Linked DNA regions of Homo sapiens: region 2 is linked to region 1. Evidence: chromatin loops called from intact Hi-C (ENCODE). Cell type or tissue: A673. All regions are shown on one strand. Each heading gives the region's core, and the rest is flanking DNA. Links, peaks and the distances in the headings are about the cores only. Region 1 overlaps P3H2 (prolyl 3-hydroxylase 2). Region 2 has its middle 16 kb from the start of CLDN1.

Region 1 (16,779 bases), core at 4,852-8,851:
CAAAAAAACCTCATCCAAAAGTTTACAAGGAGAATTTAATTTCAAATTTCTCTTGGGTTCCACAGTGAGCAACAATAAGAGAGAGCTAAGTCCATGAAGATATGTAATTTAGAGGGAAATTAAAAAACAAAAACAAGTTGTGATTCCTTTTTTTTTTTTTTTTCCTTTAAAACGGAGTCTCGCTCTGTCACCCAGGCTGGAGTGCAGTGGCGTGATCTCGGCTCACTGCAAGCTCCGCCTCCCGGGTTCACGCCATTCTCCTGCCTCAGCCTCCCGAGTAGCTGGGACTACAGGCGCCCGCCACCACGCCTGGCTAATTATTTTTGTATTTTTGGTAGAGACGGGGTTTCACCATGTTAGCCAGGATGGTCTCGATCTCCTGACCTCGTGATTCGCCCACCTCGGCCTCCCAAAGTGCTGGGATTACAGGCTTGAGCCACCGCGCCCGGCCAAAAACAGGCTGTAATTCTAACTCATTACGACTCAAGTGAAAGGCAAGTAAATACAGCATAAAAGGCAACAACAACAACAAAAACCCATGTGTAATGTAAACCATCTCTTTTGATGCCCTATCTTGGATTCTGAAAATCATGTAGTCCTTTAACTGATTAGGGAATGAAATACAACACTGCACATCAGCGTGTACACAGAGCACAAACAGAATGTTTACAAACAATACAAACAAACGCCAAGAACCTGACAAATAGACCTAGGCCCATACAACTGCCATTTCCTTTAAGTACAATAATGAACAATTGGGAATATTATTCAGTGATACGGTTTGGATTTGTGTCCCTGCCCAAATCTCATGTTGAACTGGAGAAGGGGCTTGGTGGGTGGTGATTTGATCACAGAGGCTGATTCCTCCCTTGCTGTTCTCATGATAGTGAGTGAATTCTCACAAGATCTAGTGGTTTAAAAGTGTGTGGCACTCCCTCCTTCACTTTCTCTCTCCTGCTTTGCCACGGTAACACGTGCTTGCTTCCCATTTGCCTTTCACTATGACTGTAAGCTTCCTGAGGCCTCCTCACGCTTCCTGTGGAATTGTGTCAATTACACCTCTTTTCTTCATAAATGACCCAGTCTCAGGTAGTTCATACATAGCAGTGTGAAAATGAACTAATACATTCAGAACGCTTAAGAAAGAAAGAGAAGCATGTAGCTTTCACTTCAGATGAAAAAAGCTTTTGGGCAATCCCACATTCAGTCATGCAATTGTGTTAGCATCTGGCTGGAAACAGTATTCTCACACCCACCTTCTTCCATGCCTATCATAGGTCAATGAACACAGACACCCAACTTGGCCAAAAGGTCTCCATATATTAAAGAGTGGGGTGAATTGCTAAATTTCAATCTCTTCAGCTTGGAAATACCACCTATCAGAAAAGATAAAGACAGCATCATGAAAAGACATCTTTTTATGAAAAGATAAAAGCAGCGTCATGAGAGATGAGAGCCTTGAAAGAGAAATTTATTAGTTTGTAGCTTTGTGTCTACAAAGAACTTCAAATCTGAACAGACAGCAACTGTGACATTTTGGCAAGAGCACTGGCCTTGGAGTCAGGAAACTTCTCTACTGAGCCATAGTTCTGCCACACTTGAGAATGGACAAGCCATTAAACCTCCGATTTCTCACAGGGCTCTCGTGAGGAAGGCAAGACGTGTGTGATGAAGTTTCAGAGCATGAATTTCAGAGCATAATGCAAACATGAGAGGTGATTATCTTCCTTCTCACTGTAATTCTCACCATTCAAAAGCAAGGAGAATCAATGTGAAACTGAGTGCTGGAACATATCATGCAAGTACTGACTCTCACAGATGTGATGCATTACTAAAAGTAAAACAAACAAACAACCAAAAAAACCGCTATGATTTCCCCAATACTGATTCTTCCCATATATTTGAAAATCAGAAATAATGTTGCTGGTTCCTCATATATAGTTCAATAAAGAAGTCAATAAGAGACTGACTTATACCTACAAACAAACAGACTGTGGACTGAAAAATAAAACAAAACGATTCCACCTGTTATGACATGAAAAACAATGAGGCCCCCACATACTGTGCTCTGGGGCCAATTCAGACCTCCCTCACAGGTACATATTCCCCTTCTTTCTTTCTGCCTCAGGTATCATATCTACAAAGTCTTACTTGAAAACCTAATTTTTATTGTTGTTGGATTACCCACAATAAAATTATTTTATTGTTGTTGGATTGCTACATAATCTTTGGCAGTGGATATTATCATAAGAATTCAAAACAAGAAGCTGCAAATATTCTAACCATTGGCCTTATCAAACAATTCCTACTGGAAGTGTTGTTTTAAGCAGCAGCTTTCATCCCCACGCCCCACCCCCGCAGGATAAAGGCATGCATGAGTCTGGAATGTATTAAAGGAGGTCAGAGGCCTTAAACCTTTCAAGGCCCCCCAAAAAACCCTACATATGCTCTCTGTGTCTGCACTATCCATGTCTAATTTATGTAAGCGCAATAGCATTTGGAAAAATACTTTAGGTCACATTAAGCCTTATGGCTAGTATGGATATTGTCATTGTTAAAGTAAAAATAAGCAATTACTGTGGTGAAAAATAAAAAAACATTTTATGAATATGGTAAAAGTAATTTTTTAAAAATGAAACAATTTTAGGTGATGCAAATTCTCATATGAGAAATTACAGTCGTGTAAAATGTATACATTTGTATACACTACATTTGTATAGAACTTGAACATTTCAAAATACTTTCCTTAGTCCTTATTGCATACGTGTTCCATAATCAATATTAGTAGCCCCCATTTTACAGAAGGAGAAACTAAGTTTCCAAAAAATGTATGACTTTTGCAGGGATCTGTGGAATCGCTCTTATTGTTTTATAATCAGATTGTGTACAGTTTAGGTTCCAAATGACAATAGGTTAATCTCGTGCTACAAAATTAAAAATTAAGAGATGAGGTCTGAAAGTGACAACAGTCATAATTTTCCGTAGTTGCTATAAATGAGACAGGATAATAGATGATAGATAGCCCATTAGAAAAATGATAATGATAGCACCAATAACAATTATTATTTACTAGGGCTTACAATAAGCTGTTACTATTCTAAGTGCCTAACTTGTATTCACTAATGAAATCCTCGCAATGCCACTGTCACTTACCCCTCCTTTCTGGATGAGAAAACAGAGGCAAAAGAGACTTTGAGTAACTTGCCCCAAATCAAAAAATAGTGTCTCGTTTATTTCTCTAGATCAGTGTTTCTCAAAATACATTGATCATTCATAATTTATTACACGGACCACCAACAGTTTCAGACTTAACAATGATTTGATTTAGGTGTATTTCGCAGAATTAAAATGCAAGTTTAATTATGATTTTCTTAGCAATTCCATTATATTCTTAATAATTATGACATTCTTAAGGTCATACAAGCTCTTCATTGGATTCTTCCAGGCATTTTCTGTCACATACCACTTAGTTGTCAAGGTTTATTTGATCTTGCTAACTTAATATTGTTGATACAACGCTGTTTACTTTTATTACATTTGCAGTTTTAATGCCATTGCTGTATTTTGCTATAGCTGTGCTTTTTTTTAAGAAAAAGGGTTCTTTCATGATTTACTGAAGCTTAATAGTAGATATAAGAATAATAACAAATACTAGATCTAAAAGTAATTTAACTAATAAAAACATTTTGTCAAGTTTCACTTCTTGCAGCAAAAATACTTACATTAAATATTATTGCCAAGAAGCTAGTAAAAAATGCCTCAACATGAACAACAAATTATGCGTGGAACGAAGAATAAACTTCTGGCAAAACTTCATTTTCAAATGACGCTGTAGGATATCACATAATGTAATACAATACACACAATGAGGAAAGACAATTACTACCACATGTTTAGATACAACAGATATTGCTTTATAGTCGGACAAACCACGAGAGAAGAATTACACTTGGACAACGGGTATATATGCAGGGGGAAAGTGTGGAATAACTCCTTTTTTCTTTATCACTAAAGCTTTATATCTTTATAAAGGTTTTATCAGCAGAAACTTCTTGTTTCTTTATCACATAGCAAGAAAGATTCTGTTGCTCTGGTTTAATTCACAATATTGTGTAAATCAGAACATGGATGTGTTGAACCAAGGTTGGCTGAAATAAAGAATGATACAGAACTGACCTTTTTTGTGCAGCAAAAAAGCACATTTCTAATAAGAAGTCTTACCTGAAAGACAATCTATAAACTGCTTTATTCATAGAAAAAAGATGGTATTAACAATATATATCTTGATCTTTTTTAGCATTATGGAAAATAAGGAAAATTGTGAAGAAAGTTGAATGTTAACCACTGGTTTACACCATTTCAGAGCGGAGTCTGCAGAACTGTGTGGCAGGTACAATACCTTTATCTAAGAGGAAGAGGTACTGAGGCTAATTGTAGAATTGAGTGATGAAAACTAAAATATTTCTTCAGAACCCTGACACTGCTATAAAATACCACTTCTGGCTGGACATGGTGGCTCATGCCTGTAATCCCAGCACTCTGGGAGGCCGAGGTGGGTGGATAACCTGAGGTCAGGAGTTCGAGACCAGCCGGCCCAACATGGTGAAATTCCATCTCTACTAAAAATATAAAAATTAGCCAGGTGCAGTGGTGGGCACTTGTAATCCCAGCTACTTGGGAGGCTGAGGCAGGAGAATTGCTCGAACTGGGGAGGCAGAGGTTGCAGTGAGCCAAGATCACGCCATTGCACTCCAGCCTGGGCGACAAAGAGCAAAACTCCGTCCCCCGCCCCCCCCGCCGCCCCCCCCCCCAAAAAAAACACTTCTATGATTGCATAAGGCTTGCCAAGGTCATTTTTCTCTGCAATGTATTCAATATTTTATATTACCTAAGCTTATTATCTTAATGTCTAAATGTCACAATTTTTGGTATTGAGGATAAGATACTAGGATTTATTAAAATGAGGAGTGAACAACTGCTGAGAGTTTCATAGTTTAGTAGCATTTAATAAATTTTTTTATCAGTGGAAATATTCTGCCAAATATTAAAATATATTGAAGCTGGCAGAGACTTCCAAGATTACATATTACAATCACCTCATTTTGTAAAAGAAGACTCTGAGGCCAAGAAAAGGTTAACTATTATAAAGCCCTACAGAGTTAGTAACATAATTAAAACTAGAGCCACACTTTCTATATTCCTCACTCTAATACAGTTTCCAAAATGTTCCACCCAATTTCATGCTATTATTCTCAAACTGACATATGAAGTTGGTATCATCATGAAAGGTCTGTCTTTACAAAACTATGATCAAGTGCAGAAAATGGTGTTTTTGAAGTATGTAAATACAGGCATACCGCTTCTGATTGTGCTTCATTTTATTGCACTTTCCAGATATTGTTTTTCACAAATTGAAGGTTTGTGGCGACCTTGCATCAGGCCACTTCTTTCAGTGCCACTTTTCCAACAGCATGTGCTCACCCCATGTCTCAACGTTACATTTTGGTAATTCTCACAATATTTTAAACTTTTTCATAGCTACCATTACTGTTACGATGATCTGTGATAACTGATCTTTGATGTTACTATTGCAGCTGGTTCGGGCCCCACAAACCATGCCCATATAAGATGGCAAACTTAATAGAAAAATGTTGTGTGTGTTCTGATGGCTTCATCAACTCACCATTCACCTGTCTCTCTCCCTGTCCTCAGGCCTCCCTGTCCCCTGAGACACAACAACACTGAAATTAGGCCAATTAATAATCCCACAATGGCTCTAAGTGTTCAAGTTAAGAGTCACATATCTCTCACTTTAAATCAAAAACTAAACATGATTAAGTTTACTGAGGAAGGCAGGTCAAAAGCCAAAATAGAATAAAAGCTAGGTTTCTTGCATCAGTTCACCAAATCATGAACGCAAAAAAAAAAAAAAAAAAAAAAAAAAGCGATTGAAGGAAATTAAAAGTGCTACTACAGTGAACACATGGATAAGAAAGTGAAACAGCCTTACTGCTGATATGGAGAAAGCTTTAGTGGTCTGGATAGAAAATCGAATCAGCCACAACATTCCTTAAGACCAAAGCATAATTCAGGGCAAGAGTCAAACTCTCCTCAATTCTGTGAAGGCTGAGAGAGCTGAGGAAGCTATAGAAAAACAGTCTGAAGCAAGCAGAAGTTGGTTCATGAGGTCTAAAAAAAGAAGCCGTCTTCATAAACATGAAAGTGCAAGATGACGCAGCAAGCGTTAATGTGGAAGCTGCAACAAGTTATCCGGAAGATCTAGCTAAAGTAATTAATAAAGGTGGCTGCACTAAACAACAAATTTTCATTGTAGATAAAGCATCTTCTTGGAAGATGTCACATAGGACTTTCTTAGCTAGAGAAAATGTTAATGCCGGATGTTAAAGCTTCAAAGGACAGACTGGCTCTATTGTTAGAGCTAATCCAGCTGGTGACTTTAACTTGAAGCCAATGTTCATTTACCATCCCCCAAATCCTAGGGCCCTTAAGAATTATGATAAATCTACTATGCCTTTGCTCTATAAATAGAATAACAAAGACTGGATGACATCATATCTGTTTACAGTATGGTTTACTGAGTATTTTAAGCCCACTGTTATCTGCTCAGAATAAAAGATTCATTTCAAAATATTACTGCTAATTGACAATGCTTCTAGTCACCCAAGAGCTCTGATGGAGGCGAACAAAGAGATTAACGTCGTTTTCCTGCTTACTAACATAACATCCATTCAGCAGCCTGTAATAGAGGAGTAACTTTGATTTTCAAGTCTTATTATTTAAGAAATATACCTTGTAAGGTTATGACTGCCATAGATAGTAATTCCTCTGGTGGATCTGGGCAAAGTAAACTGAAAACTTTCTGGAAAGGATTTACCATTCTAGATGTCATTAATAGCATTCGTGATTCATAAGGAGAAGGTCAAAATTTCAACATTAACAGAAGTTTGGAAGAAGTTGATTCCAACTCTCATGGATGATTTCGAGGAATTCAAGATTTCAGTGGAGAAAGTAACTGAAGTGTGGTAGAAATAGCAAGAGAACTAAAATAAAAAGTGGAGCCTGAGATGTTAGTTAATTACTGAAATCTTATAATAAAACTCGAACAGATAAAAAGTTGCTTCTTAAGGATGAGCAAAAAAAGTGGTTTCTTGATGTGGAAACTACTCCTGGTGAAGATGCAGTGAACACTGTTGAAATGACAACAAAAGATTGAGAATATTACATAAGCTTAGTTGATAAAGCAGTGGCAGGGTTTGAGAGAATTGACCACTTTGGAAAGAAGTTTACTGTGAGTAAAATGCTATCAAACAGCACAGTATGCTACAGAGAAAGTGTTCAAAAAAGGAAGAGTTAATTAATGGGGCAAACTTTCTTGTTTTTTTGTTTTCGTTTTTGTTTTAAATGCCAGTCACTCCAATTTACAGTAACCACCAACCTGATCAGTCAGCAGCCACCAACACTGAGGAAAGACTGTCCACCAGCAAAAAGACTGTATCTTGCTGAAGGCTCAGATACTTTTTAGCAATAAAGTATTTTTTAAAATTAAGGTATGTACATTGTTTTTTAGACATAATGTTATTGCATACTTAACAGACTAAATTATAATGTAAACACAAATTTTATATGCACTGGGAAACCAAAAAATAAAAATTGTGAGGCTTGCTTTATTGCAATGGTCTGGAACCAAACCTGCAATATTTCTGAGGTATGCTAGTTTTCTAAATAACTGTGTAAAATCATATGGACAAACCTATGTCCTAGGAGAACTGACAATTCAAATTCAACAAGCATGAGTTTCCATCACGTGCAAGACTCAAATAGTACTATCAGCCATATGTAAATGTTTAGGTCAAAGATTCACACACAATAATCTGGAATTTAGGAGGTATTGATCATAAGACTATCAGACTTAATCTGGGACAATGGGTTACAGGAAAAGAAATCATTACTTAGAAACTTTTTTTCCCTATTCCAAACTCTGTGTAAATTGGTTTTCCATAAATAACACATTAGGTAAACCTTTGTTAACTATCTTATTGGGAAAGTGGACCAGGATGATCAAATCTGTATTTATTTATGAAGAGTTAAATCACAGTGTTCTAGAGGAGCTCATCTACAGACATATAAACAAGTGAAAGGGCAGGCTGGTGGCAAGGCTGAAAGAGCACTGGGACTTTTCCATACTTCTAAAGCAGAGGTAGGAAAGAATACTCAACAACTTGACATGAACTATAGCACAATCCGGTTCACCGACTTATGGTTAATTTAGTAGTGGTGACAAAGTTGACTTAGAGATTTTTATTCAACATTAGAAAAGTTTTTCAGTAGCTTTTTTTTTTCAATGAAGTCTTGCTCTGTCACCTAGGCTGGGGTGCAGTGGTGCGATCTCGGCTCACTGCAACCTCTGCCTCCCAGGTTCAACCGATTCTCGTGCCTCAGCCTCCCAAGTAGCTGGGATTACAGGTGCCCGCCACCACATCTGGCTAATTTTTGTATTTTTAGTAGAGACGGGACTTCACTATGTTGGCCAGGCTGGTCTTGAACTCATGACCTCAAGTGATCTGCCAGCCTCGGCTTCCCAAAGTGCTGGAATTGCAGGAGTGAGCCACTGCACCCTGCCTTCAGTAGCTTTTTGTGGTAAAGTATTGGTAACAAAACTCTGCTAGAGATCTGAAATCATATCCATTCCAAATTATATTCATCATCATCATCATTCAAAGATCATTTAGAAAGCATGCTCTCTCTAGTCAAAGGATTAGGCATAGCAGAACAGAAATATTAGTGATAATATCTATCCTACTCCAGCCAAACAGCATGGGGCAAAAACCACGGCTCAATTCACCTTTATGTCAGCTGGTCCGAGACAGCATGGACTTCCACCCACTCCCCTCCACTCCAGTGATGGTATCAGGGCACTCCTCCCGCTCCCAACTAGAGAGTGAGGGAAGAACTTCAAAGAGGAGGGAGCTGGATAAAGGGATTATTTAAATATTATTATAAAATATTTAATATTTTAATACCCTTTAAATTTCTTTAACAGTATCAAAGTTTGAGAAATGAACTACAGTGTAGAACACCACCAGGTTTAAAGATTGGCCTCTGGACAGTACATACAGGAAGCAAATCAGAATAGGATTGCAAAGCCTCTATAAATGAAATTGCTTTTACTTAGTATATCACGATATATTCGCTCAGAGAAGCATACCTACTTTCAATTCCTAGCACGGATGTCCTGATCAGTTGTAATAAATTTAACTTAAAACCCCCAGTGGTACTATGTAACCACAACTAAATCCATCTCAGATGTCATCTCATGGAGACAAGAGTCGGAAATCAGAGGACTGATGCCAATCATGCATGTGGATATTATTACTGCTAAATATTCCATGCATGTGTGTTCTGGCATGTGTGTCTTAGGGCCTTGGTACTGTTTTTTCCTCTTTTCTTTTTTGCATTATGTAACTATTTATAGGGAGTAGGCTGGCAACCATGGCCTAAAATACATTAACTAGAATTCAAAAGGAAGCTAGAAAACTGTATGCCTTTTTCAATGAAAAAGACTTTAATGATCCTTTCTGTGAGTACAAGAGAAATTTTCATTTCACAAAATCATGGAGTCTTATAGACTTTGGATTGGAAAATATTTTAAATCTCATTCATTTCAACATCACTCTGGTGCTTGCACCTTAAATACAACCTCTACATTAGGTATTTGTTTGACTCACGTTTGAACACCTTCTAGGGCTTCCTATTAGATCTCAGAATAGTGTGAGGAAAGTCTTTCACATTTGAGCCGAGATCTTGTTTTCTGTAATTTCTGTTATTTGGTCCTAGTGCTTCAATTCTTCAGTGCCATAAAGATCAGGAACAATCGCCTCAAATGATAATCTTTTTTGAAACTGCAAAAGGAGATTTTTTGTTGTTGTTGCTTGTCTTTTCTTCATTAGCTTACTCATCCTCTATATCAGCTGTTTCTCATATATGGTTTTGAGCCTTTTATCTATCTTCTTTGTCTCTCTTGAACATTGCCTAGTTTATTCTGTCCTCTTAAATTACCATTAAATTAAATATTTGTGTAACTTCCTTTCAAGTTTTACTTTAAAGGGATTCACTGCCCCAAGATGAGGACCAGCATTAGATACACTGGAAGTAATTCCTTTCCTGTAAACTTTTAAACTAATTTATGTCCATTGCATTTTATATTCCATTATTTTATAATCTCATCAGTTTTCTGTTTCCACAGGTAGACTGTTGGCTTGCTGTACCAATCCACTAAAGTATTTTAGCATCTCAAGCTGGCAGATGCAGAAGAGCTCTTATTAAGTAACTGGCCCAATGCTGCCCTAGTCCAAATGCAAACCCCAAGGACTAGAGAAAGCCATTTATGACAGAGCTGGGTGTAGAGATTAAATTGCTTGATTCCTAGACTTGTAACCCTCTACTACTTTTTGTGAGCTACTCTCCCATTTACCTGACTGCTAAACAAAAAGCAGTTTCATTTTGGTGTCTATGATGAAGAAATGTTTGTTGATTCTCAAACTTAAGTCATCTCCCATGGGTACAAGAAATCAGGGTAGGAAGGAGGCTTAAAGAGGTTTAAAATTCCCAAGATGTGTCTGTGGGAAGAGATTTTATCTATTAATATGAAACAGAGAAGATTTGGAATGTGTTTGAACAGAGTCCATTTAAAAAAAATACAAAGAAGAGGACACAATCTCAAGGAAATTGTGAAATCAGAGAATGGGAGAATTTAATGGGGAAGAAAGAAAAGAACATTTCTTAACATAGCAAATGAACAGCCTCGAATTTCCATTAAGAGGATGATTTTTGTTTTATCTTGATGGTGGAGAGGCAGGTAAGTCTGTGCTACAGTGCGCAGTGTTGAACGTGAAGCCAGTTACTCAGATTGAATGGGTCAAGCACCTGTTTTATATGTCCCCTAGTGTTCTGTACCTGTTATAGATGTAATTATTTTCTCCACTTACCATGATATATTTGCCTAAATATTCTTTTGCCCTTTATATTCCCTTAGAAATTCACCATCTGCCTAGAAACTATGAGGCAAGGAACAATCTTTTTTTTTTTTAACTTCTCACAAGTACCTTGTAAAATAGGTATGATTATTGTCATTTTCCCGATACAAAATTCTGATTCACGTAGACAAGTTTCATACAGTCTCAAACAACCGATATGTCAGAACTTTTTTTGACTATATACCTGTTTGATGTCAAAACTCAAGCTATGAGAAGTGGATGACAACTCAGGATTTGTGATCAGAAAAATCTGGATGCAGATTCTGATTCTGTTACTTACTAGCAGTATAATCTCAGACACATTATTTAATCTTTCAGGCTTCAGTATCCCTATTGAAAAATGAAGAATATACTAGAGTTTGGATCTCATGATTGTTGAAAGAATTTGATGAGAAAATTTACATAAAGCTTTTAGCATAATACCGGGTACACAGTAATAGTCAATAATATCTGTTATCACTAATAACTATAGTCATAGAACATAACTGTCTTCAAAACTAAGATCAAGTGTTTGATTTCAGTGACTTTTTAAGTCTGTTAAAGGAAATGTCATTTTGCTATTTCAGGTTTCTTCAAAATCTGTTTTGAAAACAAAATGTATCAAGAAGATAATATAAGATGGTCTTCAAAGGCTGACAATTTTTTCTATATGAGTATTTAGTCTGATTCTTCCTGCACATACACAAAACATTTTTCGTTATTAGTTTAATGACTTTCTTGATATATATTTGGATGATAGATAGATGATAGATGGATATACATTTATACCTATTGAGGTAAAAAATAATTCAACAAGTTATCTCGATAAAATAGGGAGATTCTTTGACCTGTGTTTCAGCTGTGTGAATAGAAGATTTTCTTCTTGTTGCGCTTTCATAGCATTTTTGTGTGAATAATTTAGTCTACGAATAAGGATTTTAATTTCTCTATTTTCTCACTCCTAATTTTATGTATCCTATCCCTCATAAATGACTTTCACAAATATTTCCTCATTTTGTCCTTTCATCAACCCTATGAGTTGAGCAGTTTTTATTATTATCTTTTCACAGAGATAGAAATTGAGACACAAAGAGGGTGAACAATTTGGAGAACTGTAAAAGGGAAGGTTGAGCTTCACCTAGAATTTCAAAGGAACCTGAAATGGCAAAATAACATTTCCCTTATCAAACTTAAAAAATCTTTAAAGCTACAATTCACTTACATTTAGCTTTGGGTAATGGATTTTATAACTATTAGTAAAATTCCCTAAAAGGCATTGTTTCATATCTTACTATACATACATTTCTTTCAAGCCTCAGAATAGTACAGATTCTTTTACAAACTATGATTAGTCAAATTTATTCTTAAAACTGCCTGTACTATTGATTAAATTAATTCTCCAAATTTTTCACTGTCTCTGTTTCCAATAGTATTTTTTGTTTTTTATTCCTTTTTTCCTAAGTATTAAAAATTACCAGTATTTTATTTTTACTTATTTTTTTTTTTAGACACAGGGTTCCCATTATATTACACAGGCAGTCTTGAACTCCTGGACTCAAGCAATCTTCCAGCCTCTACCTCCCAAAGTGTTGGGATTACAGGCATGAGGCATTGTGCCCAGCCTAAAAATTACCAGTATTTTTTAAATGGCAGGTTTCACACACCATAATTTTTTTTTTCTTTTTTGAGACATGGTCTTGCTCTGTCACCCTGGCTATAGTGCAGTGGTGCAATCATGGCTCACTGTAGCCTCAAACTCCTGGGCTCAAGTGATCCTCCCACCTCAGCTTCCCAAAGCACTGAGATTATTTACAGGCTGTGCATTTCAGGATGGCCAGCAACAGTCCTGGCCTTTACCTGTTATATCAGTAGTAACACATTCCACTCCCCTCCAAGCAGTGATAACAAAAAATGTCTCCATATATTGCAAAATGTCACTTGGAGGTCAAAATCACCCCAGATAGAAAAACACTGATTTAAACATTTAGCCATATTTAAGATGACTGGGCCAGGTGTGGCCAATCTATGCCCAGCCTGTAAATCTTTACTTTTTCTTTCCCATATTTAATTTCACTTTTTTGATACAAAACATCTCTGAATTGACACTACATAATCACATAGGAGTGCCTCTGTTTATTACGTTAATTAATATTATAGCTATATACACATTTGTTTTTTTCAATGGACTGTGACTTACTTGAAGATAGGAAGAGTGTCTTACTCATCTTCATATCTCCAGGGCCTTAAAAAAGAAGGTTACATCTAAAAGGCCTCAGTATTTTTTTAAATTGCTGATAGAGAAAACAGTTTAATTTAATGAAAACTATTAGCTAGCATTTTTTGTTTGAGATCTTTCTCGTTTGTTTTTGTTTTTTTAGAGGGGAATTATGTCATTTGGTAAATATTCAGTGTTGTACACGTGGAATTTCTAGCCAGAGGAATTACTTCCTTCTCTTTCCTGAAGAAGCTGATTAACTCTGCTGTTCTGGGCTTCAGCAAGGCAGAAGTGTCTCAATAGAATATGGCCTTACGGCAATACGGAGTGGAAGAAAGACAAACATCTGCTTCCCAATTACTAATTATACAACATAGATATCAGAGTGGGAAACATCCTAGTTTTCTTTCGTGAGACAGATATCAGAGTGGGAAACATCCTACTTTTCTTTCGTGAGACTCTTTTCATGCCTGAGACCTTTAGACTTCAATCTAATTGCTTTTGGCTTTCCTTTGCTTCATTTTTGTTCATTATCTCGTCATCCTTCTTCCTCTATTTCTGTATCAGTCTTTGGCTCCCTCCTTCCCTCCCTTTCTCTTTCTTTCTGTCTCTAATATTTTTTCTTTCACCTGACCTCCTCTTATTTCCCCCACTTCCCAGCCTTCTGTGAGTTGGCATTTTTGTTTTCAGTCAAGCTGCTTCCTAAGAATAGATGTGACACAGAGCTAACCCAAAGAAAACGTACAGGTTGCAGTGGATTATTTATAAATAATTGGGTTTGAGAACTTTACAAGGTGAATGAGAAATATAGTCATTCTGGAGTTTGAAATTCACAACTAAGATGTGTTAGTTTGTATTGTTAAAGCAAGCTGTCTCATCATGTTAGGACAATCAGTAGAGAAAACTATCTGGTCTTTTCCATAAGCTGAGTTACTGTAGCTATGGAGAACCAGATATGGGATATAAGCCAAGTGCTTTGCATCTTGAAGAGAGAAGCTCTATTTCCAATAGATTTCTCCTCTAAAAGATATCTAGCTGCAGCCAAACTTTTTTAATAAATATTATAATTCATCAGTGGGCAAACTGCCTTCTAGTATAATCTAGTATAAACTGTACTTATCTAACCATCTAACCTTGATGCCCAGTCTTTTTTTTTTTTTTTTTTTTTGACACAGGGTCTCGCTCTATTGCCTAGGCTGGAATGCAGTGGCGTGATCTCAGCTCACTGCAGCCTCTCCCTCCCAGGTTCAAGCAATTCTCCCACCTCAGCCTCCCTAGTAGCTGGGATTACAGGCATGCACCACCACACTTGGCTAATTCTTGTATTTTTAGTAGAGTTGGGGTTTCACCATGTTGGCCAGGCTGGTCTCGGACTCCTGACCTCAGGTGATCCACGCTCCTCAGCCTCCCAAAGTGCTGGGATTATAGACATGAACCACCGCACCTGGCCCAGTCATCTTAAATATGGCTAAATGTTTAAATCAGTGTTTTTCTATCTGGGGTGATTTTGACCTCCAAGTGACATTTTGCAATATATGGAGACATTTTTTGTTATCACTGCTTGGAGGGGAGTGGACTGTGTTACTACTGATATAACAGGTAAAGGCCAGGAATGTTGCTGGCCATCCTAAAATGCACAGGACAGCTTGCCACAACAAAGAATTATTCATCCCAGAATATCAATCAGCCAAGGCTGAGAAACCCGGACTGAAATGCTTATTGACCTGAAAACCTGCAAACCCCACTGTTTAACTGAGCCCTTGGTAATCCTATAGAAACAATGATTGACTGTGAAAGTCTCTGTCCCTGGCGGCATTTATAAATGGCATGTATAAGAATCAAATGCTGACTGTTGATCCTGGATTTCATATGAAAATATTATTTTAAAATAGCACATGCTTCAGTGGAGAAATAATTTGTATGGTCTACTGGATTAGTCTTTGATACTATAATTTGAGCTCATTTTTAAAAAACAGCCAAATCTGGTTTTAAGGTAATTCTCTATGCCCAGAGTCTTAATTATGTGTCAATTTCTCTGTGCAAATCTATTGATTTTGGCAGACTTACAAATTTAGCATTCAAGCAAGAAGAATATGTCAAAATTGGCTCAAATTTCCTGTGCTTCCAGATTTGTTAGAAGTTTCTTTGTTTTGTAATCATTTATTTTATTACATATTTTGCTTTTATCCATTCCTTTCCAGGGTCCCAGTACAATTAAACTGCAATCCCCAGAAGTTTCCTGTTATGTGCTCAAAAACTGAATCTAATATTTGTAGATAATGAATTCCAGCAGGATCATTCTGATAGCCCTGCACTTCTAGAAATTCTGACGTTTTGGATCTCCCTCTTTCTGGCTCCTATTCTTCTACTTCCCTTCCAAAGAAGATCCTTTGCCTCACTCATTTTCATTAAGCTAACTGGGAAACAGCATTGACTCAGGTTCTTATTTCTGAGTTTTCCCCAGAAGTAGGAAGAACAGTAGTGCAAGGAATAACATTGCATAAGAAGATTGCAGCTTTTATTTCAGGGTCTCTTTCATTTGGCATATAATGCAAGTGGCATGCTGTGTGTTTCATTTTAACTTCGTTAAGCTTGTGTTTTCACCGGGGCCTTACAAATAGTGGTCAACGGCCATTTCACAGAATGGAAGTCAGGGTTCTTGGATTCTAACCCTGGTCCTTCTCTTACAGTGCTGTAAAATTTGGGCCACTCAATTCTCTTTTGGCCTTTATTTTCCATCTGTAAAATGGGATGCCTGGAATACTAGTGTTCCATTAATGTGGCAGGGTGCAGCTGCAGAAAGATAGGGTGGTAAAGGGTGGGGAGAAAGAATGCCTTTTTTAAAAAAAATCAGTCAAAGGGGCTCTATTTTAATATACTATATATAGAAATGACACTGTAGCTTTCATCTGTGTATCAAAACCCCAATCTGGAAACTAGCATTGGCCCCTCTAGAATAAAAGATTTTAAACATCACTTCCTCCATGAAACCAGTTTCTGGTCTTCCTATTCCCCACTTGAATGTGACTCTTTCTTTCTTATGAGGTTTCAAAGACACAGAAAATTTTGTACAGAATCCCATGCATCTAATTTACCTGATGCATGGATTCTTGCCATAAACAATATTCTTGACAGCCTCAATGTCACAATCACAGACCTGAAGGAACCTAAATAATTAAGCTGATCCAGCCACTTCTATTCACAGGAATTCATGGAAGATGCTCAGAGAGAGAAAAGTAAAACTTGCTGAAATCGTTAATGTCCCTAGGGTTAAGTCACTTTATCATTAATGGAATAATGGGGAGTGCGATAAAAATAATCCTATAACTGGTATTATGGTTGACAATTTTCCCCATGGGTCTTGTGTTATAATTATGCGCCATTTGAAATCCTCTATATTAGATGTGAGCTCATTGATGGGAGGAACCCTGTTCTAGTGTGGATCTTACAACTAGTGGTCAATGGCAATGTCATAGGACTTGGAGGGAGTCTAGGTTCCTGGATTCTAATCCTGGATCTTCCATTTGATTG
Region 2 (16,779 bases), core at 6,685-10,684, 240 kb after region 1:
ATTTTTTTATTTGCAAAATAAGAATACTAGTACTACTTTCATCATCCGGTGGTGGTGAAGGGTGGGTTATTACATATAACTTATTTAGAAAAGAGCCCGGCACATGTTAGCTGCTCAAGAAATGTTATCTCTTGTAATAACTGGTATAGGAGGAAGATGTGAGAATCGGAACAAGTACATGACCCTAAGGATGGAGAATGGGGTGAAGTGAGAGATTTTACAATGGAACAAGTTGCCTTATTGTGTCATAAGATGAATTATAAATAATTAACATGCCATAACCACTAGGAAAATAATCAAAAGTAAAATTAATTTTCCAAAGACATGCATGTGTCTATGTAACTTTTAACCTTCAAATTTAAAACTAAAGTCTTAAAATAAATCTGCTACTCTTTCAGCCTTATCCTGTTCTCTCTCCTACCTAAGAAAGCCTCAGAAACAACTGCTTATTCTATGACATTTGCACAAGGTAGAGGTTAAACCAGGGAGAACCAGAATCAATGAGTAAACATGAGAAATAGAAAGAGGACAGAGTGCAACATTGCAAAAGTCCCACAGTTAGGAATGAATTTGAAACTGATTTTCTGTTACTCTGACCTTTGCTACCATACCTATGTGAGGTTAGGGTCAATAGATGAGCATGATCTGCTGTCTGATTATGCCTGCCCTTAGTGCTGCAGAGACCATCCTGGCTGGAATTTGAATGCAAACAGTGATGTCTTCTCCCAAGCAACTTTCTTCCTCTACCGTTGACATTAATGGTGGCTGCCACCATATTCCCACAAGCTTTATCAAATATTTACTGAGTACACAGTTTACTAAACACAGCTCCAGGATTTAGAACAGCCAAAGGCTTGTTTATTATTTGCTACAGTATTATTTGGTAAAAATTGTCTTTGGAATCCTAGGCAGGATATAGAAAGTAGCATTTAGTTATAATCTAGGCCCTAACTGCATTGTCCAACTTGATAGCCACTAGTCACACATGGCTATTTAAATTTTAATTAATGAAAATTAAAAATTCAGTTCCTCTGTTGTACTTGACAATTTCAAGTAACTACATACTGGCAATGCAGATATAGAGCATTCTGCCACCTCACGTACTTATGTTGTTCATCACTACTAGAGTGTTCTTGTCACAGTTCTAAAATGTATTTGACTACACGGATAGTCTCTGTTGAAATTTTTAAAATATCTCTCTAAAAATTAGTCTATTAGTTTTCTGTGGTTACTGTAATGAATTACCACAAATTTAGTGGCTTAAAACAGCAAATTTGTTATTTGCAGTTCTGTAGTTGAGAAAACTGAAAGGGATCTCACTGGGCTATAATTAAAATGTCCACAAGCCTATGTACTTCTCTGGAGGCTCCATTCCTTGTCCTGGTACATTCTAGAGGGATCTATATCCCTTGGCTCATGGCCATCTTCCTCCGTCTTCAAAGCCAGCAAGTATGGGCCAAATGCTTTTCACAAAGCCATTTCTCTGGTTCACTCTCTTTACCTCCTTCTGACATTTATAAGGACACTTGTGATAACATTGGGCTCATTCAGATAATCCAAGATAATCACATCTCAAGATCAATTGATGAACAATCTTAATTCCCATCGTGCCATGTAATATAACATATCTCTGAGTTTGAAGAATAAAGACATGTATATATTTGGCAGAGGGAGGTTATTATTCTACCTACCATCATGAGTAAATATTTTATGAAGTACATTGATTTTCCTTGTAGAAAGAGGCTATGTAAATATATTGCAGATAATTATTCACATATTTCTGAATTTAACAAAAGTTCTGATTATATGTAATGAAATTAATTAATAAAAATAAGATATTAATAGTTTGCTTAATATGCACCAGACAGTAAGGGCTAAGATTTTAAGAGCTTATATGCATGAACTCATGATTGAGTAAAGAGAGACATTAATAACACCTTAAGTAGGAGTGTGGGATAAATGAAGACATGGAATCTTAATTGGGAAAATGGGGTTCTCTTCCTGGCATAGCCACTTACTCACCTGTGCAATTTCTAAGGATTTAAATTTTTCAGGTAGATAAAAGGAGAACAGATTAAAATTATCTCTAAGGTCTCCTCCGACACTTAAATTTTTCCACTATTAATTAAGTTAGCAGAAAGATAAGATTATGCAAAAGCACAATATCGAGTAATACAGAATTGCTGTGTATTACTGGAAAATTAAACAAGATAATATGACTTGGAAGACTAAAGAAAGATTATTTAATCAGGTATAGCAGAGCATGATTTTTTTTTTTTTGTTACAAGACATACTATGGCTTAAGAGACTGGATAGTAAAGAAACTGAATAAAAATAGTCAAACCGAGCCCAGAAACTGATGGCATACACTTTGCTTTATTAAGGATTGAGATTGAAGGAGGAATACGAAGGGAACATTGTATTTCCAGTTGGGTTAAACTGACATTAATTATTAGTCGTACACATGATTAAGCAAATTTTTATCCCCCTGCTTTATTGTAGTCAGGTGTTTAGGGAAAAAGGAGAATATTACTGCCATTAGAAGAGCTACATCTCTGTCAAAAGCTATCAGACCATACCCAAATAAACCTTTACACCCAACAAGGTTGATAAACAACTGAGACTCTTTTTGTGGTAGACATTAGCATGTGCGTTATGCGGTAACTCAAAGAGTGAGACAAAGGAATTTTCTCAATAAAATTAGGTAATTTCATTCTATTTTAAATGAAATAGACCTCAGGTTTAGGAACTCTAAGGATCCACAACTTTCAGATCAAGGTGTGTTAAAATAATTTATTTTCCCTAAAAGGGTATTAATTCTAAGACTTATTCAGATTCTTAGAAATATTTGGGCCAATGGCACTGTAAGTATGTTAACAAATTACCCATTTTGAGTGCCTTAAAGTACTTTAAGTGTATGCACTATTACTCAAAAACTATGGATAAAATTTTATATAATACCAGTAGGATATTTTCCCTTATAGGGATTGAATACTATGTAGCTAAAACAATTATCAGTCTATCATCTATCTATCTATCTATCTATCTATCTATCTATCTATCTATCTATCTATCAATCATCTTTCTATAAATCTACTGATCTTTCATCTTTCTATGATATTCTGCCTAATGTTCAGCAGCCCATTGTGCATGCCACACTTACTAAAATCTTATCATAACGTGGAGTTCTTTCTCTGATAATGAAAAAGAAAAGTATGCTGTCCCTCCTTGAAATTCTATGATTTTTCACTCTCTATTACACACATTTACTCATTCAATCATTTATTAATCTTTCATATTCTTCAAAGGTGTATTATTTGCAAGGCACTGGAAATACTGTGATAAAAGGCACATACTTCAATGGGGTGAGGGGTAACATGCAGCTGACAGAAACATTGTCACAGAACCATGTAAATTTTATGAAAATTTTAGGTAAAGAGTATTATGGAATCAGGGTAGAGTGGCATCTAAAATTTGAGACAAGGAGGAGGGGCTAGAGTTGCCATTAAAAAGATATTGCTTAAAGTGGAATCTTGAAGAACATGAATGAATCATTCATGATTTCTTCCATTCATTCATTTATTGCTACTCTGCCAAAATGATGCAAAAACAAAGCCATTCCTGTGCTCAAGTAATTAAAAATCTATTTGAGAAATAACTTGTAGCAAACTGGAGTACAGAGTGATTGTTGTTAGGATAAAACTATACGTGTGTGTTTAGCACAATGAGGGAAGTTGTAGTGGGCTAGCAGAAGGATGTACTCAGATTAGGGAGAGCAATATCAGATAAGAGGAAAAGTATTTGAGAAGTGGAAGGATAAGAAATTTGACTGGAGTATATGCTATATCAGGTAGGGAGCCATGGAATATGAAGCTGCAAAATGGAATAAAGAGACTGAGAAGGGCCCACTATGCTAAAGACTTTGAGCTTCATCTCTTAGGTTGTGTGCAAGCACTGAATGATTTGTGGACAAGCACTGGACAATTTTTTGTGTGTGCTCCTCTACATCCATTCTGCAACATTTTCCACTCAGTCTGTTCCCCAGCAACTGAATCTTTCCACTTGCATTCATAGTCTCTCTTGCTCTCTGGCTTTGGCCAAAGAGAAGCACCTTTAGAAAGTCAGAGCACAGGAGAAAAGTGAAACTGGAATGGTAGATGTTGTTGGTAACCACCACGTCATCTTCTTTGTTAGGAGGGTAACCCATCTCCCAGGTGCTACAGGTATTGGTTACTAGCAAATTGCATTGTTAGCAGCAATGAGGAAAGCCCTTGGCTAGTGAGAGCCATGTGACTTAGAGATGCCTGGGAAGGTATGCAGCTTTCCTCTTCACCAGTGGCTGGTAAGCGGTGGTTGACCTATGCAATGGTGGAACAGCCTTGCCCCCTTGCATCTAGGCAGTAGAATCTCTGGAAACAATTTGTACTCCAGAGCTCGTTGTGGGTTCAGTCTAAAGATGAATTCTTTTATTTTTCTTTTCTTTTCTTTTTATTCTTTTCTTTCCTTTTCTTTTTTCTTTTTTTTTTTTTTTGTTTGTTGTGTTTGTTTGCTTTTGAGATGGAGTTTTGCTCTGTTGCCCTGGCTAGAGTGCAGTGGCACGATCTTAACTCACTGCAACCTATGGCTCCCAGGTTCAAGCGATTCTCCTGCCACAGCCTCCCTAGTAGCTGAGATTACAGGCACCCGCCACCATGCCCAGCTAATTTTTGTATTTTTAGTAGGGACGGAGTTTCACCACGTTGGCCAGGCTGGTCTCGAACTCTTGACCTCAGGTGATCCTCTCGCCTCTGCCTCCCAAAGTGCTAGGATTACAGATGTGAGCCACTGCACCTGGCCCTGAGGATGAATTCTTCTGAAATCACATCTTCATCTAGCTTCTTCCTTTGTACTCTTCTGCTACTCTTGCCTCTTTAAAGGTTTATCCTGGCTGGGTGCAGTGGCTCACGCCTGTAATCCCAGCACTTTGAGAGGCCGAAACGGGTGGATCATGAGGTCAGGAGATCAAGACCATCCTGGCCAACATGGTGAAACCCTGTCTCTACTAAAATACAAAAAACATTTGGGCGTGGTGGTGCATGCCTGTAGCCCCAGCTACTGGGGAGGCTGAGGCAGGGGAATCACTTGAACCCAGGAGGCGGAGCTTGCAGTGAGCCGAGATCGTGCCACTGCACTCCAGCCTGGTGACAGAGCAAGACTCCATCAAAAAAAAAAAAAAAAAAAAAAAGGTTTATCCTAAGGGCATGCCCTGAATAAATGACTTGCATAAAATTATCTGTCTCAGACACTGATTCTAGAGAACACAGCTTCTAGGGAGCTCAATATAAATGACAGTTATTGCTAGAAATTGTCCCATAAAGCAGACTCTAAAGATTTAATTCTGGAGTTGAATCAGACCCCAGCTTGGTAGTAAGGATGACCCCAAACCTAGTGGTAAGTAGAGTATTTATAGTTTCTTGAATGTTCTAACAGTACAATTGCTAAAGTGTTGGAGATGCCGTAGCTTTTACAGTGTCTTTGGCATTTGAGAGAAGTAGGGGAAATAATAAGATTATGGAACGTGGAATTTGGTGTTAGTTGTTGTGTGCCTTTTGGTTACTCAGGAGAAAAAAAAATGACTAATCATTAATTTAAAACTAAGTGCAAAAGTCAGAGGTTATTTCTGGAAGTCTTTAAAGAGACTTTTCTCACTTGCAGCTTGGGAGCATGTTGAGCCGGTGAACCATAGGCCTTAGTTGTGACAAGAGCAAAACTTCAGAAAAGCCTAAATTCATGCCTAGGTAAGACTCTGGATGCCATAATAAGGCAGATGTGCTTCAGAGAGTGGGAGTTAAGCCATGCAGATTCAGTGGCTTGCCACATATACGATGCTTTTAGGGATCCAGTGGTCTGGTGCATACTCGAACATCCCTTCCAAGGTAAAGGGCAAAGTTATGGCATCTTTTGTATACTACCATTAAAAAAGAAGTAAAACACAGCACATACAACACTTGGGAATACTACAATGAATGATTTAGCAAGTGCTGTGGAAAGTTCCCCGTTTTCAGTGAGGCCCTGAGCAAGAAAGGGCATGTTCAGGCCATATAGCACAAGCTGTCCTACCACATGGCTTATGTGGCCCAACAGATCCTATAGTTGCATAAAAGTTATCTCTAGGAGATAAAGGTTTTGTGTGGAGTCTCTGACAAGCCCCAACAGAAGGGTTTCATAACAGGCTGCTGAGATTGTGGAGCAAGGCCATGCCATCTGCAGCAGAGCATGTGATTTAAAATGCAGTTGCATCAAGACATGAGACAAAAGCTGTTCGCCAAGAACTGGACGCTGGCAGTCCAAGTAATAAACTACAGCAGCCCCAACAGCAATTATTTATAAAATAGAAGTGTTACAGAATGGATCACCCTTAAAATATCCAAAGGGCATATGTAAGCTGGATGAACAAATATTCCAGACTTCTTTGTCACCAGCACAGTCTCACCTGACACCACTCAATCAGCTCACACTTGTAACCTCATGGGAGAATCCTTATGAGCAGCTAATAGAGGAAGAAAACAACACAGGCTTGGTCCATGGATTGTTCATCTCAGTATGTTGGTGTGGACAATGGACTGCTGTTGTAATATAGCCCCACTTGGTAAGTCCTGGAAGACAGTATTCATGGGAAAATACAAACAGGAGGCAGGATTTGGGTTAGTGTTACTTGTAATCCAATTTTGTTGAGTGACAAATGGCTTAAAAGAACGCTATACACATGGTCATTGGTGGATAGCTTGGCCTGAACAAAGCAATGTTTTCATATTAGTGACAAGAAGATCCAAGAAAGAAGCATGTGGATGAACATATGGAAATGGGCAGAAACTAAGAAGAACTCACCATTACGTGTTAACCCTCATCAAGTTAGAGACACAAAGCAACCAAGTGTGGAGAATGGCCCAATAGATAAGAAGAAACTTAGCTAGCTGAAAGGTCTCACGAATGTAGTAGTCATGGCAGCATAGATGGAGACAATATGTGGACGATAAGAATGCGTTCTCCTCTCACCAAAGCTCATATACCCGATGCCATATCCAACCTATCAACCAACACATTTCTGTGCTGAGCTCCTTATATGATAATATTCTTTGACAAAACCAGCCAGACATTTTGGTGGCAAGCTGATAAAACTGGACTGCTCTCATCCTGACAAAAGCAACAATTAATCCTGAGTAGTAGTGACACACATTCCTAGGATGTGTTTGCCTTTTCTACCAGTAGTATTTCTGTCAGCATTATACAGAAAGGCTCACAGAGAGAGATATTGGATAGCATCTCATACAATATCACTTCAGATCAAGAGAACCCCTTTATGGCAAAGGAAGCCTGGTAGTGGGAACATGGCAAAGATATCCCCTGATCCTATGATACATTGAATCAATTAGTGGCAGCTGACCCTATAGAGCATAGGAAAGCCCCTTTTAATGTATAGCTGTAGTACCATCTTGAAGATGATGCCTGTAGATGGAGACACTATACTTCAGAAAGATGTACATTCATCCTAAACCAACAGCCATTACATGGTGCCAGGGTGCCCAGTAGGTAGAGTACATGAGTTCAGTAACCAAAAGACGGAGGAAATAGTAGCCCTACTTCACCGCCACTCCAAGAATTGACTAGGAGATGTTGTATTGCCTGTCTACTCAATTTTAGAGCCTGTGGATCCAGAGGTCCCAGAGAAGATATGCTTTCACTCAGGGACACAAGAGTCTCATAGAACTTAAAGATACAGCTGATACATGATCACTTCTAGTTCTTCAAGTGGACCAACAAGCAAGAAAAGGAATTATTATACTGCCAAGATTGTGTACACTAGGATATTTGAATGTGTAGTGGCGTATTTTAGCCTGATTACCTAAGGAAAAGGGCTGCTGTTACTTAATAGGGGCATGGAGAAATACTTTTCATACCTACGTGAACTGCAGGTTATCTCTTGGTACCCTCATGCCCAAGTTTAATTATAAATTGACAAGTACAGCAATTATTGCCTGGCAAGTGCGTGGTAACTAGGGAATCAAGGCTCTCAGGGATGAGTGTCTGAGACATCCCACCAGACAAGCCACCTAGATGAACTGAAGTCCTAGCTGAGTGTAAAAGGAATCTATAATTGTAGCTGACAGGGATAATGTGTATTATTGACAGCCTTGAGATCAATTGCAGCAAAGAAGGCTGTAATTCATCCTACAAATGCTCCTCTTACAAGTTTTCCTAGAAATTGAGACCAACTCAAATTCTGAAGAAGCTAAGACCAGATAGGAAGAACTTATTGTGAGAAGTGAATGGATTTGAGAAGTGTGAGTGGCAGACTTGGAAGTGGCTCTTGGCACTTCTCCAGATCTCCTTGACTGGGCTGGTACACTCATACCCCTGCAGGTCTTGGCTGATAACTGCTCAAGTTAGCACATTTCACTGTAGGGTTGTCCTCAGCTGATTGAAGCTACCTCACCCAGAAATGCCTGAGAAGTTACACTGTTCTCTCTCCAAAGACTGACAAGTGCAGGGATAAGACAGTGCAGCTCTCTTTTCTCTGGCCAAGAAAATTATCTGATTATAATCTATGTTCTAGAGAGCTAACTAGGGGATTAGATTGAGACTAAACTTCTGAAATCATATTATTGCCTAACTCTACCCATCCTTCATCTTTTCCTGCTCTTCTTGCTTCCTTAAAGACTTCTAAGTGTATTCCTTCTAGAAATCACCTGCACAAGACTCTCTGTCTAATACTCTGCTTCTAGGCTTCTGGGCCTAACTCAATTACATGTGGCAATGGCTGGGTTTCTCTATGGAGAACCACAGTCTCACCTAGTGGTCATTTCCTGTGTATACATTATTCTTCATTTGTGTGTGACATTGGTTTCCTGTCACAATCCTGACTAATGAAGCAGAAGCAAGCAGGGAGTGATGTGATTAGATTCACATTTAGAAAGCTCAATCTGGCAGCAGTGTTGAGGAGACAATGTATGAGAGGCAAGTCTAGTTGCAAAAATATAATTTCATAGATTATGGTAATAGTCTAGAAAATAATTGAAAAGGGCTAGAAGTTTAATGATCATTGGAAATAGCATACATTAGGTAAACTTGTAAGATAGGTCAGCAGTAAAATTGATTTAAGGATTAATATGTCCTAACCTCCTGCAAGAATTGAAACCACATATACTGCCTTAAAAACTCATTAAACAATTATTGTTTTACCACATATGTAAAAAAAATTACTACTACTCCTGCGGAGCTTGTAGTCTTAATAGTGAATAATGACTATCTTGGTAGTTGTTATAAAAGTCAAAAAATAAATATTATACTAGAATTATAAGCAAAAGGGTGTGAAATCAAGAAAAACTATAGGACAATATTTCCAATGAACACTGACACAAAAGTCAGCAGTTAAATATTAGCAAATCAAATTCAACAGCATATCAGAAAGATTATACATCATAATCAAGTGAGATTTATCCCTGGAATAAAAGGTTGGTTTAATATAAACAAATCAGTTGGTGATATATCATATTAACAGACATAAAGTCAAAAAGCCACATGATCATATCTATTGACAAAGAAAAAGTATTTGACAAAGTTTAACATCCTTTCTTGATAAAAACTTCTAACACTTTAGGTATAGAAGGAAAGTTCCTCAATGTAATAAGGGCTATTTATGGAAAACCCACAGCTAACATAAACAATGGGAAGAAACTGACAGCATTTCCTCTGAGATCTGGTATAAGACAAGGATGCCTACTGTATTAGTCCATTTTCATCCTGCTGATGAAAACATACCTGAGACTGGGCAATTTACAAAAGAAAGAGGTTTATTAGACTTACAGTTCCATGCAGCGGGGAGGCCTCACAATCACAGTCATGGCAGAGATGAAAGGAATGTCTCACGTGGTGGCAGACAAGAGCTTGTGCAGGGGAACTCCCATTTTTAAAACCATCAAATCTCATGAGTCTTACTCACTAACATGAGAGGGTAGCACAGGAAAGACCTCCCACCCATGATTCAATTACCTGCTACCAGGTCCATCCCACAACACGTGGGAATCGTGGGAGTTACAAATCAAGATGAGATTTGGGTGGGGACACAACCAAACCATATCATTCTGCCCCTAGCGACTCCTAATCTTGTTCTAACATTTCAAAACCAATCATGCCTTCCCAACAGTCCCCCAACATCTTAACTCATTTCAGCATTAACTCAAAAGTCCAAAATCTCATCTGAGACAAGGCAAGCCCCTTCTGTCTATGAGCCTGTGTAAAATCAAAATCAAGTTAGTTACTTCCTAGATACAATGGGGGTACAGGAATTGGGTAAATATAGCCATTCCAAATGGGAGAAATTGGCCAAAACAAAGGGGTTACAGGCCCCATGCAAGTCGGAAATCCAGCAGGGCAGTCAAATCTTAAAGCTCCAAAATGATTTCCTTTGACTCCAGGTCTCACGACCAGGTCATGCTGATGCAAGAGGTGGGTTCCCATGGTCTTGGGCAGCTCTGCCCTTGTGGCTTTGCAGGGTAGAGCTTTTCCTCCAGCTGCTTTCATGGGCTGGCATGACATTGAGTGTCTGCAGCTTTTCCAGGTACACAGTGCAAGCCGTCAGTGGATCTACCATTATGGGGTCTAGAGGATGATGGCCCTCTTTTCACAGTTCGACTAGGTGGTGCCCCAGTAGGGACTCTATGTGGGGGCTCCAACCCCACATTTCTCTTCCACACTGCCCTAGCAGAGGTTCTCTATAAGGACCCCACCCCTGTAGCAAACTTCTGCCTGGATATCAAGGTGTTTCCATACATCCTCTGAAATCTAGGCAGAGGCTCCCAAATCCCAAGTCTTGACTTCTGTGCACTTGCAGGCTCAACACCAGGTGGAAGCTGCCAAGGTTTGGGAATTGCACCCTCTGAAGTCATGGCCTGAGCTCTATGTTGGCCCCTTTCAGCCATGGCTGGAGCAGCTGGGATGCAGGGTACCAAGTCCCTAGGCTGCACACAGCAGAGGAACCCTGGGCCTGGCCCACTAAACAATTTTTTTCCTCCTAGGCCTCCAGGTCTGTGATGGGAGGGGCTGCCACAAAGGTCTCTCACATGCCCTGGAGATATTTTTTTCCATTGACTTGGTGATTAATATTCGGCTTCTCATTAGTTATGCAAATTTCTATAGCCGGCTTGGATTTCTCCCCGCAGAATGAGATTTTCTTTTCTATTGCATTGTCAGGCTGCAGATTTTCTGAACTTTGATGCTCTGTTTCCCTTTTAAAACTGAATGCATTTAACAGCACTCAAGTCACCTCTTGAATGCTTTGCTGCTTAAAAATTTCTTTCACCGGATACCCCAAATCATCTCTCTCAAGTTCAAAGATCCACAAATCTCTAGGGCAGGGACAAAATGCTGCCAGTCTCTTTGCTAAAACATAACAAGAGTCACCTTTGCTCCAGTTCCCCAAAAGGTCCTTATTTCCATCTGAAACCACCTGAGCCTGGACTTTATTTTCCATATCACTATCAGCATTTTTGGCAAAGCCATTCAAGAAATCTCCAGGAAGTTCCAAACTTTCTCACATCTTCCTGTCTTCTTCTGAGCCCTCCAAACTGTTCCAAACTCTGCCTGTTACACAGTTCCAAAGTCGCTTCCACATTTTCAGGTATCTTTTCAGGAGCACCCCACTCTGCTGGTACCAATTTACTGTATTAGTTCATTTTCATGCTGCTGATAAGGACATACCTGAGACTGGGCAATTTACAAAAGAAAGAGGTTTATTGGACTTACAGTTCCACATGGCTGGGGATGCATCACAATTATGGCAGAAGGTGAAAGGCACATCTCACATGGTGGTAGAATTTGGTAAAGTTGCAAGATATAAAATCAACATACAAAAATCTGTGGGATTTATATATGCAAATAATGACCTAGGTGAAACAGAAAGCAAAAAGACAATCTGATTTACAATAGCATAAAAATTGAAATTCTTAGGAATAAATTTAACCAAAGAGGTGAAAGACCTGTCCCCTGAAAACTATAAGACATTAATGAAAGAAATTGAAAAGGATACAAAGCTATAGTAAACAAAACAGCATGGTACTGGCATAAAAGAGGCATGTCAGCCAGTGGAACAGAAGGGAGAGTCCCAAAATAAATCCAAACATTTACAGTTAACTAATTTTCACCATAGATACCAACATGATGCAATGGGAAAAAGATAGTGTTTTCAATAAATGGTGCTCAGAAAACTGGATTTTCACATGCAAAAGAAATACATTGGACCCTTCCAGCACACACAAAAATTAATTTAGAATGGATTAAAGACTTAAACATAAGAAATGAAGCCATAAAACTCCTGGAAAAAAACATAGGGGAAAAACTCCTTGACATTGGCCTTGGCAATGATTTCTTGAATATCACACCAGAAGTTTAAGCTACAAAAGCAAAAGTAAATAAGTATGACTATATCAAATCAAAAAGCTTTTGCATAGCAAAGAAAACAATCAACAAAATGAAAAGACAACCTACGGATTGGAAAAAATATTTGCAAATCATGTATCAGAGAAAGGGTTAATATAAAAGATTTATAAAGATCTCATCCAACTCAATAGTGAGAAAACTTATAACCCACTTATAACTGGGTAAGGACTGAAATACGTATTTCTCCAAAGATGACATAAAAGTTGCCAACAAGTGTATGAAAAAGAGCTCAACATTACTAATAATCAGGAAAATAGATCATAAGCAACTATAAGATACCACCTCACGCCTGTTAGGATAGCTGGTATCAAAAAGACAAGAGATAAAAAATGTTGATCAGGGTGTGGAAGAAAGGGAAGCCTTGTACACTTTTGGGAATGTAGATTGGTACAGCCATAAAAAAAGTATAGAAGTTCCTAAAGAAATTAAAAATATAGCTACTATATGATCCAGCAATATCTCTTTTGGGTATATACTCAAAGGAGATAAAATCACCACCTCGTAAAGATATCTGCACTCTCATATTCATTGCAGCATTGTTCATACAATACCTAAGATACAGAAACAACCTAGGTGTACATCAGTGGATGAATGGATAAAAAATCTATAGTGTATATATACAAAGAAATATTATTCAGCCTTAAGTACAAAGAGATTCTGCCATTTGCCACGACATATATGAATCTGAAGGGCATTATGCTACGTGAAGTAAGTCAGACACAGAAAGAAAAATATCACATGACTTCACTTATATATGGAATCTTAAAAAAATGGCAGGGGAGTCAAATCAATAAAAAGAGATAGAAAATAAAACAGTGGTTATCAGAGTTCAGGTCTGGGGGAGAAAATGGGAAGATACAGGCCAGAGGATACAAAGTAGCAACGTAGGATGAACAAGTTGAAAGATCTAATGTACAAATAGAGACTACAGTAAATAATAATGTACTGTAGTCAAGATTTTTGCTACATGGGTAGATTGTATCTTCACATGTGATAGGGCGAATAATGAATAAATATGTAAGATGATGGATTTGCTATTTTGTTTCACTGCAGCAATCATTTTACTATATACATGTATCATAACATCATGTTGTATAACTTAAATGTGCACAATACATTTTTTAATGAAATGAAATATAAAAAATATAAAAAATAATTTTGAAAAACGCTTTGAAAGCACGTATGAAGAATAGCCATCATTATAAAACACAGAGCTTCCAAATTTCTGTAACTAAATAACACCTTCAGAGAAATTGCTTATATTACCTAAACATCTCTGAATAACTTCTTAAAATTCCCAGAAAAGCCATATGTGGATTTTTATGCATGCACCTCCAAGAAGCTTTAATTATCTTAATCATATTCACTACTGGTATTAAAAGTACTACAGATAAATTGCTATTAAATATTATTTAAACAGTCATTAATATTTGATAGATTTAATGTGTATATAAACTGTTCTTAATTTTCATATAAGTATTATAGAGTAGTGAATAATGTATATTATATATAATTCATAATTATACATAGTACATACTGTATTACATACTATGTATTCTGTAAATGCATTTGTATAAATGTGAAAATATATTAAATGTTAAAATTATATATGTATGTATACTTTTAGTCGACACTTTTATTTTGGCAAAACATTAAGAATTAAATCACTAAATTTTCCTTGTCTTCCATAAAAAAGTAGCATAAGGAAAGCTGTGGAAATAAAAAAAAAAACTAAGGATTCCAGATAATCATGTGATTAGGTTATAGAATAAAGGAGGATAAATGTCTGGAGAAAGAGTTGCAAAAATTAGGCCAAGCTGTAAAAGGGGGTCTTCTTGCTCATGCTAGGAATTTGGTTGGGATTTAGGGACACATTGAATATTGGCAGAGAAGGGTCAGGTAGCTGTATTTTCACACAGATCGATTCAGAGGAAATAATTCTATTTACCCAGAAGTGTAAATAAATGAATAAGATCAGACTTTTACTTAGAAGAGTATGGGGAAAATAGACAAAATTCAGAGACAGAGGAAGAGTTAAGCTAATACCAATGTTAACACTGAAATTTGTAGATTTAAAGGGTAAAGTAATTTGACTAAAGACACCCCTCTCCACCTAACACACACACAGTGCTGCTAGTGAACTCTGTATTAAGCTACAGTTTAAGTTCCTGGTTCTTGTTGTCTTACCAGCTTTGATAGTAACCAGGGAGATAGCTGGCAAGAGCTTCTAGGGGCAGGCAGGCAGGATTTTGGCTCGGATGGATACTACCAGATAAAAGGTCTTTCACAACCTCTTTGTTCATTTTGTGATATTTCTCAGTTTAGGGACTTTCTCTTCTCCTCTTCATATCACACACCCACTGCACCTCAGGAATTTGACTTCTCCTCCCTTAGTTACACATTCTCTCACTGCACTTATGGAATTTGAGTTACTTCCTATCAGGTTTGAATCACCCTATTTGGCAATCCTGGAATTATTTGAAAATGCTCTCATCTCATCACTATTATTTTTCCTCTGTAAACAAGCCTCGTGTTTTTCCAGAGCCTCTTCTTTCAGTTGTGTTAATCTCATATTTATTTTTTACAGGCCTAGCTCCGTCTCTCTTTATCATAAGCAGCATAATGCTCTCTAGAAAGACTCTTTGATGAGGAAAAGGAATTCTGGTTCTAGTTTTGCCACTGATAGGTGTTCAGCTTTGTTTAAATGCTTTACCTCACTGGGCTTCCAGTTATTCATTCGTGAAATACAGGAAGAGGCTAAAATAAACACACTTTGGCAGCTTTCCTTCCTTCTCATAAAATTCTGACTTTCAGTTTGTCCCAGGTAATCTGCCAGTCTATCCATCTGTCCCCTCCTTTAAACTAACAACTGTATGTTTATTACTGTATTGATTACATTGTATTGAAATAATCTTATTCATTTATTTATGTAATATATATAATATTTATTGAGGTAGTGCTGAGCATATGCCAGGGACTGGACTAAACCCAAATAACAAGACTCTTGTAACCAGTCCTTTTAGGTCTTACAGTGTAAGTGACAATACACATGAACATTCAGAAGTGTGATGGAAGTAGCCAAGGATAGAACTGAAGCGTCCTATGGCACGTAAGACAGAGGGATCTTCCTTAACCAGGAAGGAACTCCCTTAAAGAAGGAATTTACACCGAGACCGAAGGAAAGAAACAGAAAAGAAAGTGTTTTAGCAGAGGGAACCACATGTTAGAATGCCTGGAGGTGAGAGAGAATAAAAATTCAAAAGAAGTTCTGTTTGCTTAGGGAAGGAAAAAAAAACTGAAGGAAAAAGAAGTACCATGTAGAGATGTGGGTGTGTGACCAGATTTTGCTACAGGGAATTTTGAACTGTTTTAAAGTTTTGGTCTCTATTCTATGAACAATAAAAATCCTCCGGCAATTTTAAGCAGGATAGTGACCCAGTCATATTTGCGTTTTAACAGTTTTGATCTAGATTCATAATGATGCTGAAATTAAAATAATAACTAAATTTTATTTTATGCTTACTATAGCCAAAACTGTACATTCTTTATGTAAGTTGTCCTAGTATTCTTTACAACAACTATACTAGTTTCTTAGGGATGTGGCAACAAATTACCACAAACTAGGTGGCTTAAAAGAAATTCATTCTCTCATTTTTCTGGAGCCCAGACGTCTGAGATCAGGATACCAGTAAGGTCATAGGCTTTGTCTGAAGGGGATCTTGGGAAGTATCCTTCCCTGCCTTCTCCTAGCTTGTAGTGGTTACTCACAATCCCTGGTGTTGCTTGGCTTGCAGATCCATCACCCCAGCCTCTGCCTTTCCACATGACATTCTCCCCTGTGTCTCCCATTGCCTTCCCTCTGCCCATGTTTCTGTGTCCAAATTGTTCTCTCCTTATAAGGACATCAGTTATTGTATGGCTCACCCTAATCCAGTATTACCTTATTACTTCCGAAAAGCTCCTATTTCCAAATAAGTTCACACGCCGAGGTTTGGGCGGGGGGACACTTTGGAGAACACTATTATTATTTTGGAGGATACTCTTTATCCTCATGCTGTAACTGTAAGATGTTTGCCTAACTGGAGAGGTGAGTGAGGAAACTGAGGCACTATGAAGTTTAAAAATATGTCCAAGGTCACAAAGCTAATATGTGGCAGAGACGATTGACAGAGAGACCAGCTAGGAAACGATTGCAGAGCCATGATGATGGTGGCAATGGGGATGGCAACGTATAGATGATTCTGATAAATATTTTTAGAGTAGACTCAATAACATTTGTTAATAATTTTGATGTGATGAGAAAGT

The links. A loop is a pair of places that touch in the nucleus more often than their neighbours do. Peaks named below come from ENCODE experiments on the same cell type or tissue, not always from the same donor. Only the 100,000 strongest peaks of a DNase experiment are listed, where the experiment ranks them.
Region 2: a loop joins it to region 1, with 1.8 times the contacts of the local background. A loop is called at or near these places in 4 of 110 quality-filtered maps.

Annotation. Positions count from the first base shown.
Region 1 is chr3:190,095,451-190,112,229 of GRCh38, forward strand. The region is part of intron 1 of P3H2 (prolyl 3-hydroxylase 2); the gene reads right to left. Among named protein-coding and RNA genes, the nearest start is that of P3H2, 17 kb to the right of the region's middle. In A673, for the core only: no CTCF peak of the experiment used is centred there; a DNase peak (open chromatin) is centred at 6,461; H3K4me3 peaks cover 1,085 bases; H3K27ac peaks cover 2,471 bases.
Region 2 is chr3:190,330,508-190,347,286 of GRCh38, forward strand. It overlaps a transcript of CLDN16 not described here. Among named protein-coding and RNA genes, the nearest start is that of CLDN1, 16 kb to the left of the region's middle. In A673, for the core only: a CTCF peak has its summit at 8,806; DNase peaks (open chromatin) are centred at 8,394 and 8,844; H3K27ac peaks cover 2,363 bases.